4 separate regions of the Homo sapiens genome follow, and all the other regions are linked to region 4. The links are chromatin loops, found by intact Hi-C in ENCODE. Cell type or tissue: OCI-LY7. All regions are shown on one strand.

The links. A loop is a pair of places that touch in the nucleus more often than their neighbours do. Peaks named below come from ENCODE experiments on the same cell type or tissue, not always from the same donor. Only the 100,000 strongest peaks of a DNase experiment are listed, where the experiment ranks them.
Region 1: a loop joins it to region 4, with 5 times the contacts of the local background. A loop is called at or near these places in 7 of 110 quality-filtered maps.
Region 2: a loop joins it to region 4, with 2.5 times the contacts of the local background. A loop is called at or near these places in 14 of 110 quality-filtered maps.
Region 3: it touches region 4 in a loop (7-fold over the local background); 11 of 110 quality-filtered maps call a loop at or near these places.

Annotation. Positions count from the first base shown.
Region 1 is chr20:51,401,130-51,406,129 of GRCh38, reverse strand. The region is part of intron 9 of NFATC2 (nuclear factor of activated T cells 2); the gene reads left to right. Among named protein-coding and RNA genes, the nearest start is that of MIR3194, 49 kb to the left of the region's middle. RefSeq lists an enhancer at 1,084-1,243. In OCI-LY7, CTCF peaks have their summits at 2,285 and 2,484 (motif pointing left); DNase peaks (open chromatin) are centred at 962, 1,329 and 3,769; H3K4me3 peaks cover 441 bases; H3K27ac peaks cover 4,695 bases.
Region 2 is chr20:51,527,255-51,532,254 of GRCh38, reverse strand. All of the region lies in intron 1 of NFATC2 (nuclear factor of activated T cells 2), which reads left to right. Among named protein-coding and RNA genes, the nearest start is that of NFATC2, 13 kb to the left of the region's middle. RefSeq lists enhancers at 785-954, 995-1,044. In OCI-LY7, no CTCF peak of the experiment used is centred here; DNase peaks (open chromatin) are centred at 2,334 and 3,439; H3K4me3 peaks cover 1,644 bases; H3K27ac peaks cover 2,462 bases.
Region 3 is chr20:51,383,119-51,388,118 of GRCh38, reverse strand. NFATC2 (nuclear factor of activated T cells 2) reads left to right here. Exons shown (of 11, transcript NM_012340.5): 11 at 1-1,156. The region is part of intron 2 of LOC105372663 (a long non-coding RNA gene); the gene reads right to left. Among named protein-coding and RNA genes, the nearest start is that of MIR3194, 67 kb to the left of the region's middle. In OCI-LY7, a CTCF peak has its summit at 1,995 (motif pointing left); DNase peaks (open chromatin) are centred at 798, 1,328 and 1,988; H3K4me3 peaks cover 3,713 bases; H3K27ac peaks cover 5,000 bases.
Region 4 is chr20:51,459,132-51,464,131 of GRCh38, reverse strand. All of the region lies in intron 5 of NFATC2 (nuclear factor of activated T cells 2), which reads left to right. Among named protein-coding and RNA genes, the nearest start is that of MIR3194, 8.7 kb to the right of the region's middle. RefSeq lists an enhancer at 570-1,530. In OCI-LY7, no CTCF peak of the experiment used is centred here; DNase peaks (open chromatin) are centred at 2,541 and 3,071; H3K4me3 peaks cover 1,772 bases; H3K27ac peaks cover 4,511 bases.

The DNA of each region.
Region 1 (5,000 bases), 58 kb after region 4:
AGTCAATACCTACTTCATGGGATGACCGTGAGGATTAACAACATATATATGTAGGCTGGGTGTGGTGGCTCACACCTGTCATCCCAGCACTTTGGGAGGCCAAGGCCAGCGGATCACCTGAGGTCAGGAGTTTGAGACCAGCCTGGCCAACATGGTGAAATCCTGTCTCTACTAAAAATGCAAAGTTTAGCCGGGCATGGTGGCGGACACCTGTAATCCCAACTACTCAGGAGGCTGAGGCAGGAGAATCGCTTGAACCTGGGAGGCGGAGGTTGCTGTGCTCTGGGAGACAGTTGAAAGCCAGACCTGATCGGAAAAATTCTGGGCAAGTCCTATCAATTAGGAGGTGGTAGTTATTCTTTCGCCCAATCATTCCTCCTTGAGATTTTTACTGAGCACCTACTATGTGCTGGGCTCTGTCCTAGGTGCTGGGGATACAGCAGTAGATGAGAGAGATGAGGTCTGTGCCTTAATGAGGGTATTACCAACCAGTGAGAGGTTGGTGTTAAAATGTCACGGGTTTCAAGATACGGGGTTCTGTGATCTGATTCATGCTACTCCCTCCCAAAACACCAGGGCCACAGGAGCCATGCACAGCTGAAAGGCAGTGCCTATGAAAGCTTGCCTATCTGATGCCAAGCTTCTACGAACATGGCACATGCAAACAGACCTGCTGGTGAGGCACGGTGAGATGACACGTGTGAGGTCATGGCGCCTGCACACCCACAGTTCCCTGGGAACTCGAGGTGAATGTGTTTGCCTGCCTCACATCTTCCTGAGTGGTGTCTCCAGTCCCGAAGAGCAGCCTCTGGTACTGCTCTGTTGGCCTCGCGTTGCATGTGGATCTGGGGTTTGAAAGGCATCATTGAAGTCTAGTGGTGGAGGGTGGGTTGGGGGAGGACTAGGAGGATGTCTTACGGTCCCTGGAAGCTAATTTGGGGGGCATGTCCTGTCTGGTGTTGCTTGGCTGGCGTCTGATGCATTTCTCTTCCAGGAGCTCAACTCGAAGCAGGTGGCTCCTCTTGCCATCTTGGGGCTTGGTGCCTTCCTGGCCACAAACTGATCTGCCAGTGACATGCTCTCCTCCCAGTGAGCCCCTTTTACTAGAAACCAGAGTCTCAGAATCACCATGTCTACTCATCCCAAGAGCTGGGGACAGTTTGGCACGTGGTGTGGCATCTTTCTCGTAAGCCCCAAGGTCTTGCTCATAAAATGGCTGGTGGCAGGGTGCTTGTGAGTCTGCTGTCTGGGCTGGTTTCCGGAGGCCTCTGGTTTGCAGAGAGCGTCAGTGACTCACGCTGCTCTGCAGGTCGCCGGCCCAAAGCTGTCTGCGCACACTAGGGCGCAGTGAGGCCTGGGAGGGGCCCCTCTCAGCAGGATGTGAAAATGCATCTCTGAGAGCATGGCTGATCTCAGCCCTGCCCATTCTGAAAATGCAGAAATAGCTTCAAAGGTGAAAGTGCTTTGGTGGAAGAGGGTGGACTGGCCATCATCAATTCAGTCTGTTAACAAGCATCCTCTGTGTGAGGGCTGAGACACACTGCTGCTGCTAATAGAAAGAGCTGCTACTTTTGGTTATTTCTTAGCTTGGCATAGTGCCATATATATGCATTCCCATATTACAGATGAGAAAAACTGAGACTCGAGGACTTAAAAGATTGGCTCTGATTCCCAAAACAAGTAATGTGGTACAGAGTTCTTATGATGTGCCTTGCATGTTTGAAGAACTTTGCATGCATTGACTCAGATTCTCTCTAAAAGCCTTAGAAGCTGGGAATAGTTTTTGCCCACCTTTAACAGAGGAGGCACAGAAAGGGTTAGGATTTGCCTCAAGTTCTATGAAAGGATGTGGCAGAGCTGGGATTTGGACCCCAGCTGTCTGTGTGTCCCTGGGACTCTGACCCCAGGGTGTGAGCCCCTCGCCAGGACAGCTGAGAAAGGGAGGAGCTGTTGGCTGCAAGAAACAGAGATTTGGGCCTGATCATGGGCAGACAAGCAGGATTCAGATGCAGAGGAAAAAGAGGGCCTCCTAGGCATCAGCCAAGCGACACAAAGGTGTGGCGGTGGGGATATCAGGGTCTGCTCCTTGTTCAACCCCTGCCACGGACCAGCCATGGGATGCTGGACCTAAAATAGAGGGATGTCTGCTTACCTGAACCTCGATGACTTCACTGGCCAGATGCCTACCTCGTGAGCATAGACCGAGACTTTGGAGAGGAATGTACTTTGGGGACTGTGTCAGTCAGCTCGGGCCACATAACAAAATATCATAGACTTAGTGGCTTAAACAACAGAAATTTATCTTCTCACAATTCTAGAGGCTAGCAATCCAAGACCAGGATTCTGGAGAATCCTGTCAAGATCAGGTTCTGGAGAGGACCTGCTTAGGTCCTGGCTTGCAGACAGTCACCTTTTCTCCCATTGTGTTCTCCTGTGAGACAATGAGACTGACCTCTGGTGGCCCTTCTTCTTAGGCCACTAATTCCATCACGAGGGCCCCACCTTCATGACTGCACCAAGTCCTAATTATCTCCCAAAGGCCCCATCTCCAAATACCATCACAGAGTGGTTTAGGGCTTCAATATAGGAATTTGGCTGGTGTGGTGGGGGCATAACTTAGTGTGTAGCAGGGACTGTATAGGTGAAAGGTTTGATCAAGGGGTGAATCAGGAGTGAAGGTTCTGTCTGCCTGTTCTGGGAACTACTGTCTTTTAGGAACACCTGGTGCAGTGTCACCCATGAATACAGTCCTTGCTGGTCACTCCAGGTGGCCTTTGAGATGATAGCAGTACGTGCAAGGGCCACGCATGTGGATCTCACTTGGAGAAATTTAAGACAGAGCCTGGTCCCTACTCAGATCTTGAGAAATTTCTTTGCAGGAAGCCTAGTGGCTTCTCTTGCCTGTGAATCTGGAAGGTATGGAGGGAGTATGGTTGACATCTCTTATGGGAAATCCAAGACTTAAAATACAAAAGATAGATCCAAAGGTTTGTGGAAGAAACTGTGACATGGCCAGGGATGCCTCTGCTTCCAGGACGTGCGCTTGAGTTGGGCTTCGGGAGAATGTGGATGTGTTGGGGGGAGGTGTGTCCCATGTTGGGCCTGTGCTGTGAGCTGGTCCTGGCATATGTGGGTAAACATAGAATGATCTGGAAGGTGAACTTATGGGAGGGCGAGATGGAGACTGGACTGGAAATTCAATAAATATCCAGTGAATTCTTTCTAAGAATCAGGGGCCATGTTGGTATTTGAAGAAATATCTTTATGAAGCCAGGCCAGGGGTTTTGCCCCTTCTCCCAGAAGAGGGGGAGGTTTTGCATGATTCTGTGACATGAGCAAAGCAAGTTAGGGTGGAAATCTTTCTTACTGCTCCCACCTGCTAATCCACCTGGGAGTGTCTGACCTGCTTACAATTCCATCTCTCTTGGATAAGCAAAGAGGCATATACTCAAATGTCTTAAAAGAAATGTTTGGTTAATTCCTCTAACCCCCAGAGGGGGTTTATGGTATATGTCTTCCCCAAAACTCAGGTATTTATTTTATTATCTCATTTGTGATCACAGGCTGATTTGTGGGTTTGAATTACTGTTTGTTTCCTATGTCTCAATTCAATATAGTAACAAGTGCTTTTCTTTTGCCTTTTTTTTTTTCCAAAGGCAGCAAGTTATTTTGCAGGGCTTGTGCTGTTGGCTGATGTTTCTTAGCAGAGGGTTGGGGCCGAGGTGGTGATGAACTGGCTGAAGGACAAGGAAGTAAACTGTGGTTTGTTTAGAATGCTTTCCTGCCTGTGGTTGCTACTTTAGAAGCCGTGTGGTTGCTTGATAGGAGAGGTGCAGCTTAGTTGCATGTAATCAGAAGAAATTCTGCTGAATTGGAGAATAGAAATGGGCAGTTCAGGTCTGAGTTTACACAGTTGGTTAGTCCTTCCTTGTCGGGCAGCTTAGTTGAGAAAGTCACCAATTGTTTCTCCGTAGATTGTAAGTTGATGTGCAATCATTGCAAAAAAGCAGACAATGGAGATGATGGTAGCATATTCTACACTGGCTAGGAGGGGACATCTGACTTGCATTGTAGAAACACAAAACTGGACGTCCCTTAGACCAGTGCCTGATTCCCATTGGTTCCACCACGGAGATGCACGCAGGGTTTCCCTTAAATTCCATCCCATTCAAACGTGCATGCCTGTGAGCTCAGAAGTCTGGGAAGCTAGTTGTATATTTGTCAAGGAGACAGATTCTTGGGTCTGTACTTTTGTCTGTAATGGCTATTTGTTGACACCTTGTGTTTTTATGAAAATTATCACCATTGATTAAGCTCATCAGTGAACCACTTCTAATTTACATCTTAAATTATCACCTAGTCCATAGGATCAGTGGGATGACTCACCAGTTTATGCCTGGGGTAAAAATGCAAGGCCACTGTATAGGTCTTAGGCTGTAACCTTGTATTAGGTTGGCGCAAAAGTAATTGTGGTTTTTGAGGTACCCCTGTGTCTTTGGGAGGATTTGTAGATGACACTTAGGGACCATGTAGTAAGTCTAAATACTGCCTTTTCTCTTGACGTCCGCATCTCCATATTACTGACAACTGACCAGCACATTCACGTGGATCAATGGACTTACCTCCCATTTAAATATGTAGGGAAACAGAATGGTATCCTTGGTTATTGGAATGGCCTCTTTTAGACTGGTCTTTGTCTCTTTCTCTTCCATCTTCTTTAGGGGACCATATTGTGGGCTTAATAAACACATGCCAATGAGCCAGCTATAGCATCTCATTTATTTTTATTTTTTTGAGACAGTCTTGCTCTGTTGCCTAGGTTGGGGTACAGTGGCACCATCTCAGCTCACTGCAACCTCCGCCTCCCAGGTAGCTGAGGTTACAGGCACCTGCCGTCACACCCAGCTAATTTTTGTATTTTTAGTAGAGACGGGGTTTCACCATATTGGCCGGGCTGGTCTTAAACTCCTGACCTCAAGTGATCCACCCACTTCGGCCTC
Region 2 (5,000 bases), 68 kb before region 4:
AATTACTCACCCTCTCTGAGCCTCATTTTCCCCCTATATAAAATGGGGAAACGATATCAGCTGCTTCATAGGGTTCTTGTGAGACAAATATGAACATACACTAGATGCGTACAGTTCTCGATATAAAGTAAGTGGTATAGATGTGCTAGTATTTTGATTATGACAAGCGGCTCACTGACCCACTAACACTTTAGTAAGATTTAGTCGATCCACTGCCAGGTAGCCTGGGAGGAAAAGTACAAAGTGTGGAATGGAGAGGGTGTTGGAAGCACGTTTTACCTCCTCCACACATTTTCTGAAGGTCAGCAGGATCTGAGGTAAAAAGAGAATTCCTAAAGTGCTGACCAACCCATTTTATTTTTATAAAAATGTCTTCCTTTTTTTCGTAATGCTTTCGAAGGGGTTGGGGACTAGTGCGTTCAAGTTGTTGTAAAATAGACTAACTATAGCAGGGAAAGGGCAGAATTGTCACCGAAAAGATTGTTCTTTCAATAATAATCCAGTAGGCCCCATTTACTGGGTATTGATTCTGTGTGTCTTGGGCTTTGCATAGGTTAGGGAAACCGACAGGCTTGTATCATCACCAGTGTCATCACCCCGTGTCACACATGAGGACATGGAGTTTCCCCAAGTCTCACAGCCGGGGGTGGGAGTGGATCTGGAGTCCCCTAACCCCGTGCTACCCTCTGTTGACTGAGACCTGGATCTCAGCGTAGAGCTCTTGCTTGGTGGGGCAAAGAGGAGGGCTGAACTGGCCTCCCCAGCAATCTTGTCCTGTAGTTTTTGGGAGTGGCCAGAGATTTCTCCACATATTCACAGGGCCTACCTATTGGGTAAGCACCCAGGAACTTGATGAAAGGAGGGGTGATAAGAATGAGAACTTTCAGGTGTCTGCCACAGAGATGAGCGTCACCTGCCAGGGCTGAGAGTGAGAAGATGTCTCATTTCTGAATCAGTTCAGGTTGAGGGCGTGAGTCATGAGTTGATGCTTCCAGCAGTCTTTGGGCCTCTGCTGTGCGCAGGCCTCCTGTGCCATGCTGGGGCTCTAAAGCCAGGAGCCGTGGTTCTCAGCTGGGGGCGAGCCTGCCTGGCAGGAGATGTTTGGCGATGCCTGGAGACATTTTTGGTTGCCACAACGGGGAGAGGGACAGGGCAGCTGCTATTGGCATCCAGTGGGTAGGTGGCTGTGAGGATCAAGTAATTTACTACATGTAATGTGCTTATAACAATGCCTAGCATGTAAGTTCTCAATATATTTTAGCTGCTTTTTCTGCATTATAATCATCTTCATAATAATTATTGATGTAAGACTCCTATCTGCCTCTAAGAACCTCAGAGTCTAGAGGGTAGACAGACGAGTGAATCCATAGATAGACTTCAATGTGGGACTCTGTGGGACCTGGGAGTGTAGAAGAGCTGCCTGATCCAGCCTGGGGAAACAGGGAGGGCCTCCAGGAGGGGGTGGCTCAGGTCAAGTCATGATGGATAAATAGTGGCTTGTTAGGAGATGTAAGGTCGGGAGGTATGGAAGGGAGTTCTGGGTAAGGGGAACAGCATGTGCGTGACATGGAGGTACAGAGGCCCTTGAGCAGCAACCTCTGAATCCCCCATCCCTGCTTCTATCTTCTTCCTCCCTTTGGTACTGATGCTTCGTATGCAGGCCAGGTACCTCCCATGGTAGGTGAAATGGATTTTAGGTGGTCCACCAGTGAGGACGTTGTATGTGCTAAGAACTATTTTTCAGCGCTATTTTCTCTTTGAACTAGTCAGAAGGAGTGGAGTTTCAGGCCAGGCATGGTGGCTAATGCCTGTAATCCCAGCACTTTGGCAGGCCGAGGTGGGCAGATCACTTGAGGTCAGGAGTTCGAGACTAGCCTGACCAACATGGTGAAACCCTGTCTCTACTGAAAACACAAAAAAATTAGCCGGGCATGGTAGTGGTCACCTGTAATCCCAGCTACTCAGGAGGCTGAGGCAGGAGAATCGCTTGAACCCGGGAGGCGGAGGTTGCAGTGAGTCGAGATCGCACCACTGTACTCCAGCCTGGCAACAGAGCAAGACTCTGTCTCAAAAAACAAAAAACAAACAAACAAAAAAGGAGTAGCGCTTCAGTGAGGTACTGCTGTACCATTGACACCTTTCTTTCTAACACTGGCTCCTCCCTTTCCCTGTTCCTAGGTCTTGACTTTCTGGGGTCTTGGAAATGTTCCATATTTTGATTATGTTGGTGGTAGCAAGAATGTATGACATTTGGCAAAACTCGTCAAACTCTATACTCAAAACACTGACATCTGTGTATATGAGTTATACCGCAGAAGCATTGGCGGGGGCGGGGCTGTATAAAGCCTCAGACTCAGAGCCTTTGCCCAGCCACTGTGTCTTGCTTGAATTTAGTAAGTTTTATTTTTATTGTATTTTTACCCTACCTTCTATTTATGGAGGTGACATTGATTTTCCATCTGCAGTAGTGGTGTAAAGTTTCCTTTTAAAATAAAAAAAAAATAAGTGAGTGAATTTAAATACTAGAAGTATTAAGTAAATACTTTTTGGTGGCACATGGATAGAGCAAAGATCGTGCAAGTGGTTAAAAAAAAAGCAAGCTTTTTGGAAATCCTCCTGAGAACATTTGGTGGTTCTGAGATGAAACTAACTTCACCCAGTGCCGTGCGGGCATCGTGATGACTGTAAGAAAGCCGCCTGTGAGCGTGGCAGTTGTTTAAGGAGAAATAGTGACGAATCTCAGCCACTGACTTAGAGAAATATTTTAATGATGTGCTATTTGTGAAATTTACTGTCAAATACCCAGGGGACTGAGAATTAAATGATTATTAATTATCTTCATATTCCCTGCTTGCTGGTAAACATTTAAAGTCTTGTCAAGAGGAAAAAAAAAAAACTGCCGCTTGGATTAATGAAAACCAATGTAAATGCTTTAAATACTTTTGCTCAGCACACTGGAGCTTTCTGTTTTTCAGAGCTCCTAGGGAGTGTGAGTGATGTGTGTTTTCAGGACTGCGTTTCTGTGGACTGTGCACATCAGCCCCAAGGGTGTGTTTCTGATAAGATACAGTGCAGTTCTTCTGATACGGCCGGAATTTTTGCTAAGAAACTTTTTGTGTTTTGTTTTTCTGGTTCGAAGGGCAGTGAATTCTCAGAATGTTGTCGGCCATGGGTTTGACATTCCTCTTTTCCTAGATTAAAACTCTGTGCTCTGTTACCTTCTAGGAAGGCGTGTGTGTGTGTATGTGCGAATTCAAATACACATTTACATTAAACTACAGCCTCACAAGAACTCCAGGCCTTACAGATGCTAGCTAGAAAAATCAAAGGATTTCAGAGCCAGAAGCCACCAAGGAAACTGATTCAGTTTAATGCTGTTCAGTTATAAATGAGAAGGTGTTGAGGCCTCCAGTGGGTGGGGGACTTTTCCAAAGTCACGCTGCTACTTAGTGGCGGAGCAGGACTGCACTCTTCATTTCCTGCTTCGTAAAACAGGGTTTCATTACTGTATATCATGCTATGTCACCTACCACCTATGAAATAAAATTAAAAATGTTTCTTTTGGGAGTTACATTTATTTTCTTACACAATTACACAAATCAAAGGAAGTCTCCTTTCTGCCATGCCACTGTCCTCCCATTCCTTAGTTCCCCTCCCTGGAGGATGTCACTATTACTTGTGACTTCCAGAGAAAGCCTGTGCATCCTTCAGCTGTGCGTGTACATCTGTCTGTGTGTGTACATATGTGTGTGTACATCTGTCTGTGCGTGTACATCTGTACATCTGTGTATATATGTGCAGGTGTAATCTGTATACATCTGTGTGTACATCTGTCTGTGTACATTGTGTGTACATCTCTCTGTGTTTGTGTACATCCTCTCACTTTTTATGCTGTGCACACTATACAGCTTGCTTTTCTCTAATACTAAATCTCAGTGGTCATTCCATGTCAATGCATAAAGAACTTCTTCAGGCCTTTTTGTAGCTATACTGTATCCCATCATATGAATGAGCCAGAATTAATTCATCCCCAATAGATGGGCTTTGGGTTGCTTCCAGTCTTTTGGGATTACAGTCAGGGTTGTAGTAATGAATCTTAAGCATACACAGGTCATTTTGCACAGGTGAGAGTATATCTGCAGGAAGAATTTTTTTTTTTTTTTTTTTTTGGGACAGGTTCTCATCCTGTCACCCAAGCTGGGAGGTGGTGGTACGATCATGGCTCACTACAGCCTTGATCCTCCCACCTCAGCTTCTCCAGTGGCTGGGACTACAGGTAGGTGCCACCATGCCCAGCTAATGAAAAAAAAATTTTTGTTTTAGAGATGGGGTCTCTACGTTGCCCAGGCTGGTCTTAAACTCCTGACCTCAAGCAATCTTCCTACCTCTGTCTCCCAAACGGTTGGGATTCCAGGTGTGAGCCACCATGACTGGCCCAGGATGAATTTCTAAAAGTAGCATTGCTTGGTTCCGAGGGCACATGTGGTTCCGGGGGCACGTGTGTTTGGAATTTTCATGGATATTACAAAATGACCCTCTCTAGAGTTATAGCCTTCTATCTTTTGGTTTGGATATTAGCATCTTTGAGTAATAGTTTATTCCAGGTAGACTTTTCTGAACTTGCCTCATTCATTCAGCCAACACATCCTTTCTGAGGGCCTGTTTAGTGGCAGGACCATTCCAAGTGCTTAGGGGCATGGCGGAGCAAGAGTCCTCATGGCATTTGCTGATTGGTGGGGGTGGATCTCGAGGTCGAGGGAAGGGCAGACTGGAGGTCGAGGGAAACGGAGCACTCCACAGTTCCTCAGTCGTTATGGTGAGATGTGCACAGAACACAGCAGGGGCCTGTGAGTGGGGCCTGAGCTAGTCAAGTGGTCAGGGGTCCTTCTAGAAGCATGCAGTACTTAAGCCCAGCTCATGGGCATGAATGGGCTTTAGTCCTGTGGAGAAGGGGGCCTGGCAGTGGGTAGGGGAGGAGCTGTTGAGGCAGGGGGAGCAGC
Region 3 (5,000 bases), 76 kb after region 4:
GATAACTCCTGTATGCTTTATCCAAAGGACACCCACAGTTTTCCAGCATAGATATAACCAAGGATGAATTGATTCCTTCAAAGAACTGGGAGGCACGGATATTGCATTTTTTGTTTACATCCAGTAGCCAAGACGCCTCAGTGAGCCAGTCTTGGGCAGAGGCTGTCACATTTAGGCAGATTGGAAGTTGGTATGTTCTAATTCTCACTCTGGACTACAGTGAGGCTGAATTTATCATGTCAAAAAAAAAAAAAAAAAAAGACCTTTCCAAGTGCTTTCTATTGCTCAGAATTGAAAGAATGTTTTCATTTCAAGTTTACAAGAGGCATGGATGGAGTTGTGACGTTCTTGACAAGCTGGGCTAACCTTTCCCGAACTTGTTTCCCGGAGGCAAGGTGCTCGGTGACCCAGCGCATCTTAACCTTGGGTCTCCTAGGCTCGAGGCTAGGGCATTACGTTTCGTGGAACCAAAGCAGCCAATTGCATAGCAAGTATTTTCCTGCATTCCAATTAAATGCTTAAGAAAAAGCAGCATCCTATAAAATTGTGATCATAAACATCCATTTCCCTCAGCTTTTGTGAGTGCCTTGACTTACAGCCAACATCACTGTTTAACTCAGTCTGTTTAAAAACAAACTTTTCTGGTGGTTGATAACAGAGAGTTGCTCCCTGAGCCATCAGGGTCCTGGGAGCTGGAAGTGAAAGGGTTATTAACATTCTACCTTTATGCAGCTGTTGGCTGACCAGAATAAACTCCCTGCTGAGTTCAAGCTTTGAATGGAATGGATGCAAATGATGTTGTTTCCATTAGAGCAGGTGCTCACAGCATTCTGATTGGCCTGAGCAGACCGAGGCTATGGCTGTTGGGACAAGCTTAGCATCCTGGACATCTTGTCAAAGAACCTCACTCACCCCTCTGGCCTCTACAGCCCTCAGAGGAGAGAAAACCAATTCTCCAACAAACAGGTCTCTCCAACATGGTGGTGCTGGCAGGCTTAGGTTTAGAAAATCCTGACTGTTAAAGGCGTTTGAATACATCACATTCCTATGCAAATGTTTTTAATCTCCAGTTTAATGTAGTTTATTTTTCCTATATGTAAAGTATTTTTATACGGCTTGTATCATGATAGTTTAGCAATAAAACAGTTGGAAGCAACATCTACTTTGGTGTATCTTTCTTTTCCAGAGAGGCTACTCAAATATTCCCTTTACATTTCGGGCTCCCTCAGCAAGGAACATTTTGTGTGTGTACATAAGTGTGTGCATTTACTCCTCGTCTCAGCCCTAGGAGGTAGGTACAGTCCCACCGTGCTTGTGACTCAGGCTCAGAAGCCACTTGCCGGAGGTGACAAAGCCACATGGTCAACCTGAATTTGTCTGGTTCTCTCCAGCACAGCTCTGCTGTAATCTGTGCCTTTAGACTACTTTTGAGGTAGCATTCATAAAAGAGATTTATGATGCCCACCTTAGACCAGCTTTCCAAGGGTCCCAAAGCATTCATGGTCAACTGGGCTAAGCCAGCCACTTGGAAGGCAAAAGCCATCATTTTTATTTGAGCATCTTGCAAAATATCAAGGCTAAAGAAAAAAAATGCACCTTATACCTTCAAACCCACAAACATAAGTACTAGAACCTTCTAGCCAAGTTCCTCCTTAAAACAGCTTTTGCCCTCCTGTAGCTAAAGCACCTAAGAGGTTTGGAAGTAGCTGCTATTTTTAATGTCTTAATATGGTTCGAACCTCCTCCCACCCTTTAACCCCAGGGAAACGGGATACCTGCCCCCGGCCCTGTGTTTTAGGGACCCACTTCACCCCACCATAGCCCTGCACTTGGAATGTCTTCCTGGGAATTTTCTAGCCCCCCATTCCAGTGCGTGTAACCAGCACTACCAAATGGGCAGGGGTCCCAAGCTCAGACAGGGACCTGCATGGGTCCTGGCTGCTGGAAGTGTCTATCTTGAAATAGCCTTAGTCTCCCTCTGGTGGCTGGGACTAGCTGGCTCCCATTTCTCCCCTTCAGATGCCCCAAAGAGCTCTAGAACCTGCACCTACAGGGTCCAGGCCAGCTTCCAGAAGAGCACCCTGGTGAGCAGATTGCTCCTGATGGCTGGTGCAGTATTTTCATTGTGATTTTTGTGGGATGGTGTGAGACTGAATCACCAGAATGGTGCTGATTTAGGAATGGCTCAAATTGCACATGCAGACAGGAGCCCCACAAAAAATATCTGCCCAGGGCTACACCTAAGAGGCAACTGTGCCCCACTAAGATGATTGCTGCCGCTGCGGCCAACTGTTTTGCTTTAACTCACTTTCTGAAAACCTTACACCACTTCTCCTGAATCGAAAGTCAAAATCACTTAAGCAGAGGACAAGGCTAAAACTATACAGTCATTTTTAAAAAAGAAAAAACAAAAAACAAAAAACAAGTCTGTGTTCTACATTTATATTTAAGCCACACTTAATAAACACAAATTTGGCCTGTGCCTCAGTTTCCCCAGATATAAAATGAGTTCTCTAGTCCCCACCTCACAGGTGCTGCATGTTTAATCAATATTACCTATCGATCCACTGTCCCGTCATTTAACAAACAGATTTCAGATTCACCTAAGGCATATCATGGAGCCTTGAGCTCATCTTGAGACCTCATTTGACTAATATCTGGAAGAAAACATTTAGAGCTCTGACTATGGGATTTAAATTTTTCTAAATAGATCATTAAAGCCAGAAACTTGAGTTTATCCAATTTTCAAAACCTGAGATAACAAGGAAGTTCGTATTGGAGCATCTTGGGGTCACTTTGCCAGGAGTTTGCAAATCTGAACATTGTTCCTTGCTGTATCCAACAGCATGGGGTAGTTTCGTACAAAGGAGCAGAAACAGAACAGTGGTTTCGTGCCAAGTTGGGATTTAAGAAGTGGTAAGATTGACAGGAGAAAACAAATGCTGACTCCTACTCAGCCTCTTCATGTTCATACATTGGGAGGAAACTGGGTTCCTGGTAGGACCAGGTTGAGTATAAAATAACGCTGAGGACAGAGGCACAGAACCACAAGGACCTTTAAGAAATGAAAGTGAAGTCATTTCTTTTGTCTGTGGATCCCCAGTAGCTGTGATGGGGTATAGGGGACACACTTGCTATAAACCTCATGACATTTTGTGGTACAAAGATGGACAAGGTCAGACCAAACTTTCTCCAAAAAGGGCTTCTCACTCTAAACCACCTCTTGCCCTGCCCTCCTGGTAAAATTCAGAAGTTGAGCTTTGTAAATGGCCCGATGAGGAGTTATCAAAGAAACAAAACCCCCTGCTGTATATCTGCCGTGTCCCAGGCCCTCTAGGAATCCCTGATTTACGAAAAACTTCAAGCTCTGAAACATTGCGCTGGACTCGAGACAGGAAGTACAGTGACAATTCACTCTGATTTCCAGGGGCTATACTTTTTACATCAGTGATCCCTAAATTTTTTGTTGAAATGGGGACACTTCATCCTTCTATGAAATACTGACAAAACTCCTTGAAAACACGTTGCCAACAGTTTCTGCTGCTGTGCAAAGTGTCAGAGGATATTTGATTCAGAACCCTCTGCCCTTAATACCATGAGAAAAAAGCATTCACAGGACAACCGTGGAGAGGGTTGTATTTACACCTTCACATACACACGTGCCAGACTCCTGTATGACCTCCCCAACTATGTGCCTTCTTCTCTTTGGTAGCCAGGAGGCATTTTGAGTTCAACATGCCCCAAAATTTCCTGATTCCCAATCTCCTCTTCCTCCCTTCTCCCAACACACACCCATCTTACTCATCAGTTTATGGCAACACCATCTACACAGTCGCTTAGTCAAAACCCTGGGAATAACCCCGGATCCTTCACTGTCCCCACTGCCCACATATCAGCAAGTCCTGCTGGGTCCCTTCTGAAATCATCCCACCTCTATGCCTCATGCTCACCAGAACACCCTCATCTCCTACCTGGATGACACAACAGCCCTTTGCTGGTGTACTCCCGACCTCCCCGTCCACACAGCAGCCAGATCGAGGTTAAAGCAGCCTCAGATCCCATCACAGCCCTGTTTAAAGCCCTCCACGGCTTCCCTTTGCGTTCAGGATGATCCGAATTTCAGGCAAGAGGCTCAGCCATCTTCCTCGGCCCCAAGTTCTCCAGCCTCCAGGTCTCTTTTCTGTTCCTTGCCCAGACCACACCATTCCCCACCTCTCTCTCTGTCTCCTCCTAAAACTTGAAACGCTTTGACCCCCGAGTTTCGTGGACTGGCTCTTCCTCATTCTTCAATTTTCCAATCAAATTCTTGTCCTCAGAGGACTTCAGTGACCGCTGTCATGTGGGACCTACCCCATGCCCCACCCACACATGCACTCAGCCTGGCATGTCAAAAACGCTGTTTGGATGGCCGTGTGCATGTTTGCTGCCTGTCTCTTGCCCCTGTAAATTCCATGGCGGCGACGATTGTCTTGATTTGCTCAATGCCATCTCTCTACCACCCTGGCATGCGGTATGGTAGGCCCCCAGGAACCGGGTGTTAAATGAGCAAACATGCCTTTTCCTGTGCATGGAGAACAATGGGCTCATCTGGCATGTATGGAAAATTAATCATTTCCTAATATTTAACACATTTTATAAACCAAACAACTGACTCAAGGGAGACTTTCCTCCTGCCCCACATGGCTCGGTTTATTCATCTCTAATTACACAGCAGTGTATTCCAGCCTGTCTTCTAGACAGAGCCAGTTCCCTTTGCTACAGAAAGCCAAAGGCCATAATTCCCTAGAATCCTGGAGCCTGCCAGGCCAGTTATCTGCTTTCTGGCAGCCTGCAGTCACCTGTGGCCCTCCTGCTTGTAAAATGCTCACTGCTGTGGCTCAACAGCTCCTTGGGGACAGGTAAGAGAAGGGCCGGCCAGCCAGCTGCCGTTTACAAGCCCAATCTGAAACCGGCTTCTCGGGGGAGTCTGTTTGACAAGGTGAATAACGGATTGTTTGCAG
Region 4 (5,000 bases):
CTGAAACCCAGGCAGCAGTAGGCCGGTGTGAGAGGAGAGTCGAGCAGACAGCCTGCAACATACCCTGCTGCTGGGAAGGAACCCCAATAGTTATCTGGCCCAGTGGGGTGGGCCACCTGATGAGTGAGTGGAGGAAAGTTGTTTTTTTTTGGAGAGCCCAGGATTGGGGTGGCTTCTTTGCTGATTGAAATAGTTACCTACCCGGCCCTTTACTGGGCTACTTATGAGGGAGCTGGGAAGGCAGAGTGCCCTTCTGAACACCTACGATGTACCCACAGATGCACTGAGGTTAACTCATTTCCATCCTCATCATAACCTCAGAAGGCCCATCTTAAACGTTTGCTCAGTTCATTTGTTCGAAGCATTTGATAATATGCCAGTGATGGAGGCACAGAAAAGCACCCTTGCAGGGTGTGGGCGCCTGCAGGCTGAGGCTCCGAAGGATGAGTGACTTGCTGCAGTCCCACGGCTGGCAAGGCAGGGGCAGAGCTGGGGTTAAAGCCATCTTCTTTTCTCTGTCCCGGCTGCCTGGGTTCCTCAGTGATCCAGAGCTCATCAGGTTTTGGACTGAGAATATTCTGAAGAGGGTGCCTGTTAGTACATTGGAATGGTAGAGTAATGATCTGATGGGAGGAGAGACAGCAGCTCCTACTCTCCCTGATGTCCTGTGGAGTGGATGAGATAGGAAAGTCTCACAGGAGGGGCCGTGCTGCTGCATTTCTCCATATGAGAAAGCTGAAGCTGAGGCCCCCCGCCACCGAGGCCCACAGCTACAACTTTGTCACTCACTGTGTGTCTCATGCATTTGCACACATCATACCCCACTCCCTTGCTGTGGACCTCAGTGGTTCCCTCAAAGAGGTGAGCCCCACACTAGGGGAGATTTTGGTTCCCCTCCACTCTCCCACTTCCCAGGGAAGACCCAGGGAACAGCCAGAGTGGAGGCTGAGGGGCCTGTCTGCTGGCCCTGCTCACAGCCTCTCCCGGGAGATGCCTGAGTCGGCAGCACATTCTGGGCCAAGCCAGGCCCAGCCAGACCAGGCTCACAGCCAAGGATGGGGCCTGATACAGAGACAAGAAGGGCTGACAGCAGCTGGAGCGCCAAGGCCAGGGTTGCTCAGTGCTCGGGCCAGAACGATGACCAATGGGAGGAACCTTCTTGCCTGGGCTGGCCGGTGTCTTTCCCACGAAGTCCTCCGTTTCACTGCAGAGGGTCCCATGGGGTAGCGGAATCCCCCAGTGTAGGTCCAAATTCTGCTTGTCCATTTGCTGTGAGCTCCCAAGCTTATTCCTTCTCCTCTGGGAGGATCAATGTCTTCTACTCTAAAACGGGAGTGATTCCTGCTTTGTGGTCTCATGAAGTTTAGCAATAAAAATAAACACAACTAACATTCACTGAGTCCTGATGAGATGCCACGCAGGCCCATGGATTAGCTCATTTAATCTGCAGGCAGCCCAGTGAGGTTAGTGCTGTGATATTCCCATTTTATAGATGAAAAACAGAGGCAAAGAAATTAAGTGTCTTGCTCAAAGTCCCAAAATTAGAATGTTACTTTTACGTGTGAACCCTAAATTGCTTCTTGGTGTGGGCGTTTTATAATATTTTTAAAAATGTGTATATGTTGTGCCTGCAATCTGTAGTCTTTATAGCATTTGTAATTGTCTGCTATTTATTTTTAGTTTTTTGAGACAGAGTCTCGCTCTGTCATCCAGGCTGGAGTGCAGTGGCGCGATCTCGACTCACTGCAACTTCTGCCTACCGGGTTCAAGCAGTTCTCCTGCCTCAGCCTCCCAAGTAGCTGGGATTACAGGTGCGTGCCATCATGCCCAGCTATTTTTTTTTTTTTTTTTGTATTATTAGCAGAGATGGGGTTTCATCATGTTGGCCAGGCTGGTCTCAAACTCCTGACCTCAGGTGATCTGCCAGCCTCAGCCTCCCAAAGTGCTGGGATTACAGGCATAAGTCACCCTGCCCGGCCTGTTATTTCTTAAATTTAAATTTATTTTTATTGTTGAAACAGAGTCTTGCTGTGTCACCCAGGCTTGAGGGCAGTGGTGCAATCTCAACTCACTGCAACCGCCACCTCCCAGGTCAAGCAATTCTCTTGCCTCAGCCTCCCAAGTAGCTGGGATTCCAGGCACGTACCACCACGCCCAGCTAACTTTTTTTGTAGTTTTAGTGGAGATGGGGTTTCACCACCTTGGCCAGGCTGGTCTCGAAGTTCTGACCTCAAGTGATCTGCCCACCTTGGCCTCCCAAAGTGCTGGGATTACAGGGGTGAGCCACCACACCCAGCCTGTCCGCTGTTATTAACAGAAACTGCCCTCTCTGTAGGAGCGAATTTCTCTAACCAGTCTCTCCTGAGGTTCTTGGATAGATCGTAATTCTTGGCCACCCGGCTTGACGGCGAATTTCAGATAGTCAGGCAATAACTTCCCATTTCCAGGCCTACTTGGGCGATGTGGGGGAACCCTGTGCCGGTGTCAGTTTTCTTCGCTGAACCTTTGCGGTGGCTGCTGCTGTGCTGCAGGTGGGCACAGTTGCAAGACAAAGTCAACACCCAAACTGGTTAAACCAACAGCGTCCTGTTGATTCAGAGCTCATAAAATACAAGAGCCCCCCCAAGCCACTTTATGACGTGCCAGAATCCAGGGGCAGGAGGGAAGCCTGGGGAAGTCACTTTGCAGGGGCCACCTTGAAGCTTAAGCTGGAGCAGAGGTCAAGACTTCACCCGCAGGCCTGAGCCAGGCCCTCAAAGATGACTTTAAAAGCAAGGTGCCTGGTTTGGTTGGAAAACTGCAGGCTGTGCGGTTTGGATTGTCTGCAGTCTCAGAAATGAATGGGAGAAAGGGGGGCTGATGAGGAGGGTGGGTGCAAGCCTGGGAGGCCCACTGGGCTTCCTTAGAGCCTCCCACCCACCCTGGACCTGTCACCCCAATTAGCAGCCATAGGTGATGGAGGTTGCATCAGAGAGCAATAGAGAAGTAGAGCTCAGGAGGGTAATTTGGGCTGCTGTGCGCTGGCTTCAGTTCCTCTTTCAAAAGCTAATTGCTTTGCCTCTGGGTTCTCTGAGGACTGGGGCCTGCCCTGGAGGAGTTCCCCGTCCTCAGGTGGCCTCTTAAGTGTGGAACTTGGCTCTTAAGCAAACGTGCGTGACAAGTCACCCGGAAAGATTGTTAAAATGCAAATGTCTGGCCTCTGCCCGAGAGATTGGGGCACAGAGGGTGAGGGATGTGGCCTGGGTATCTGCATTTTTATCTAGCACCTTCTGACCCTGCGTTGCTGGGGGAAGATTCTGCTACAGGTGACCTGAGAGCCACACTTTGAGAAACACTGGCAACTGGGGTCAAGAAACCTGGGCCAGGCGTAGTGGCTCATGCCTATGATCCCAGCACTTTGGGAGGGCGAGGCGTGCGGATCGCCTGAGCTCAGGTGTTTGAGATCAGCCTAGGCAACATGGCAACATCCAGTCTCTATTAAAAAAAAAAAAAGAAGAAGAAACCTGGGTTATGGCTCAGGATTCACCGAGAACAGCAGTGACCACAGAGGTGACCTGTGTACACACATGCATATGTTTGGTACATATATGCTAAAATATATAAGACAACAATGTCTATGGCTGGCACATACAGCCTCTCAGAAGCTACAGCTTTTAGTGTTGCTAACCTTGCTGACCCATGTTTATTAAGCCAGACACGCTTTTGATGAACTTGTTTAATCCTCGTAATGACCTGTGAAGTGGGACTGTTAACAGCCCCATTTTACAGATGGGGAGACTGAGGCTCAGAGCTGTGAAAACCCCTACAAGGATCAACCAGGGGGGTGTCCAACACTATAGCCTTAACCAAGAGCACGTGCTGCCCTTCACTGAAGCTGAGCTCTGAGCATCTGTCCTCTCCTCTCTAGATGGGAGTGATAGTGTCTTCCTTGCTGTAGGGCTATGATTTAAGGGTTTAAACAAATAAAGTGTTGTGAAAATAACTTAGCAAGAAAAAGAGGGGCATTTTTGAAAGTCAACGATAGCAAAGACCATCATGTCTTGAGTTGTTACTGTGTGCTAAGCATGGGCTGTTTTGTCTTATATAGGATATTTTCTCCTATTGTGGTAAAATACACATAAAATTTACCATTTTAGCTATTTTCAAGTATGCAATTCAGTACATGAAGTACATTCACAATATTGTGCAACTACCACTACTCTGTAGTTGCAGAACTTTTTTTTGTTTTGTTTTGTTTCTTTGTTTGTTTTTTTGAGATGAAGTCTTGCTTTATTGCCCAGCCTGGAGTGTAGTAGCGTGATCTCGGCTCACTGCAACATCCGCCTCCTGGGTTCAAGCGATTCTCCCACCTCAGCCACCCAAGTAGCCGGGATTACAGGTACATGCTACCAGGCCCGGCCAATTTTTGTAGTTTTTAGTAGAGATGGGGTTTCACCATATTGGTCAGGCTGGTCTCGAACTTCTGACCTCAGGTGATCCACCTGCCTCGGCCTCCCAAAGTGCTGGGATTACAGGCCTGAGCCACTGCGCCCAGCCAAACTTTATCATTTTTGCTGAGGAAACTGAGGCACAGAGAGCTGCCACTCGAAGGCCACACAGCTAGTAAACTATGAAGACAGAACTTGGACCCGGACAGAGTGACATCAGGCTGAGAAAACCCCATCTGGCCTGCAGAACTTTTTTTTATCACCAGAAAAAGAAACGCCTCACGTATTAGCAGGCACTGCCCAATTTCCACCCCCCAGTGAGCCCCGATCTGCTCTCCGTCTCTCTGCGTTTGCCTGTTCTGGCCGATTGATATAAATGGGATCCTATGCCATTTGTCCTTTTGTGTCTGGCTCCTTTCACTTCACTTAATGGTTTCAAGGTCCACCCATGTCATGGCATGGAACCAGCACTTCATTCCTTTTCATGACTGAGTAATATTCTGCATGGATAGACCACGCTTTGTTTATCTGTGTATCCATGCATGACCATTTGGGTTGATATTTGATATTTTA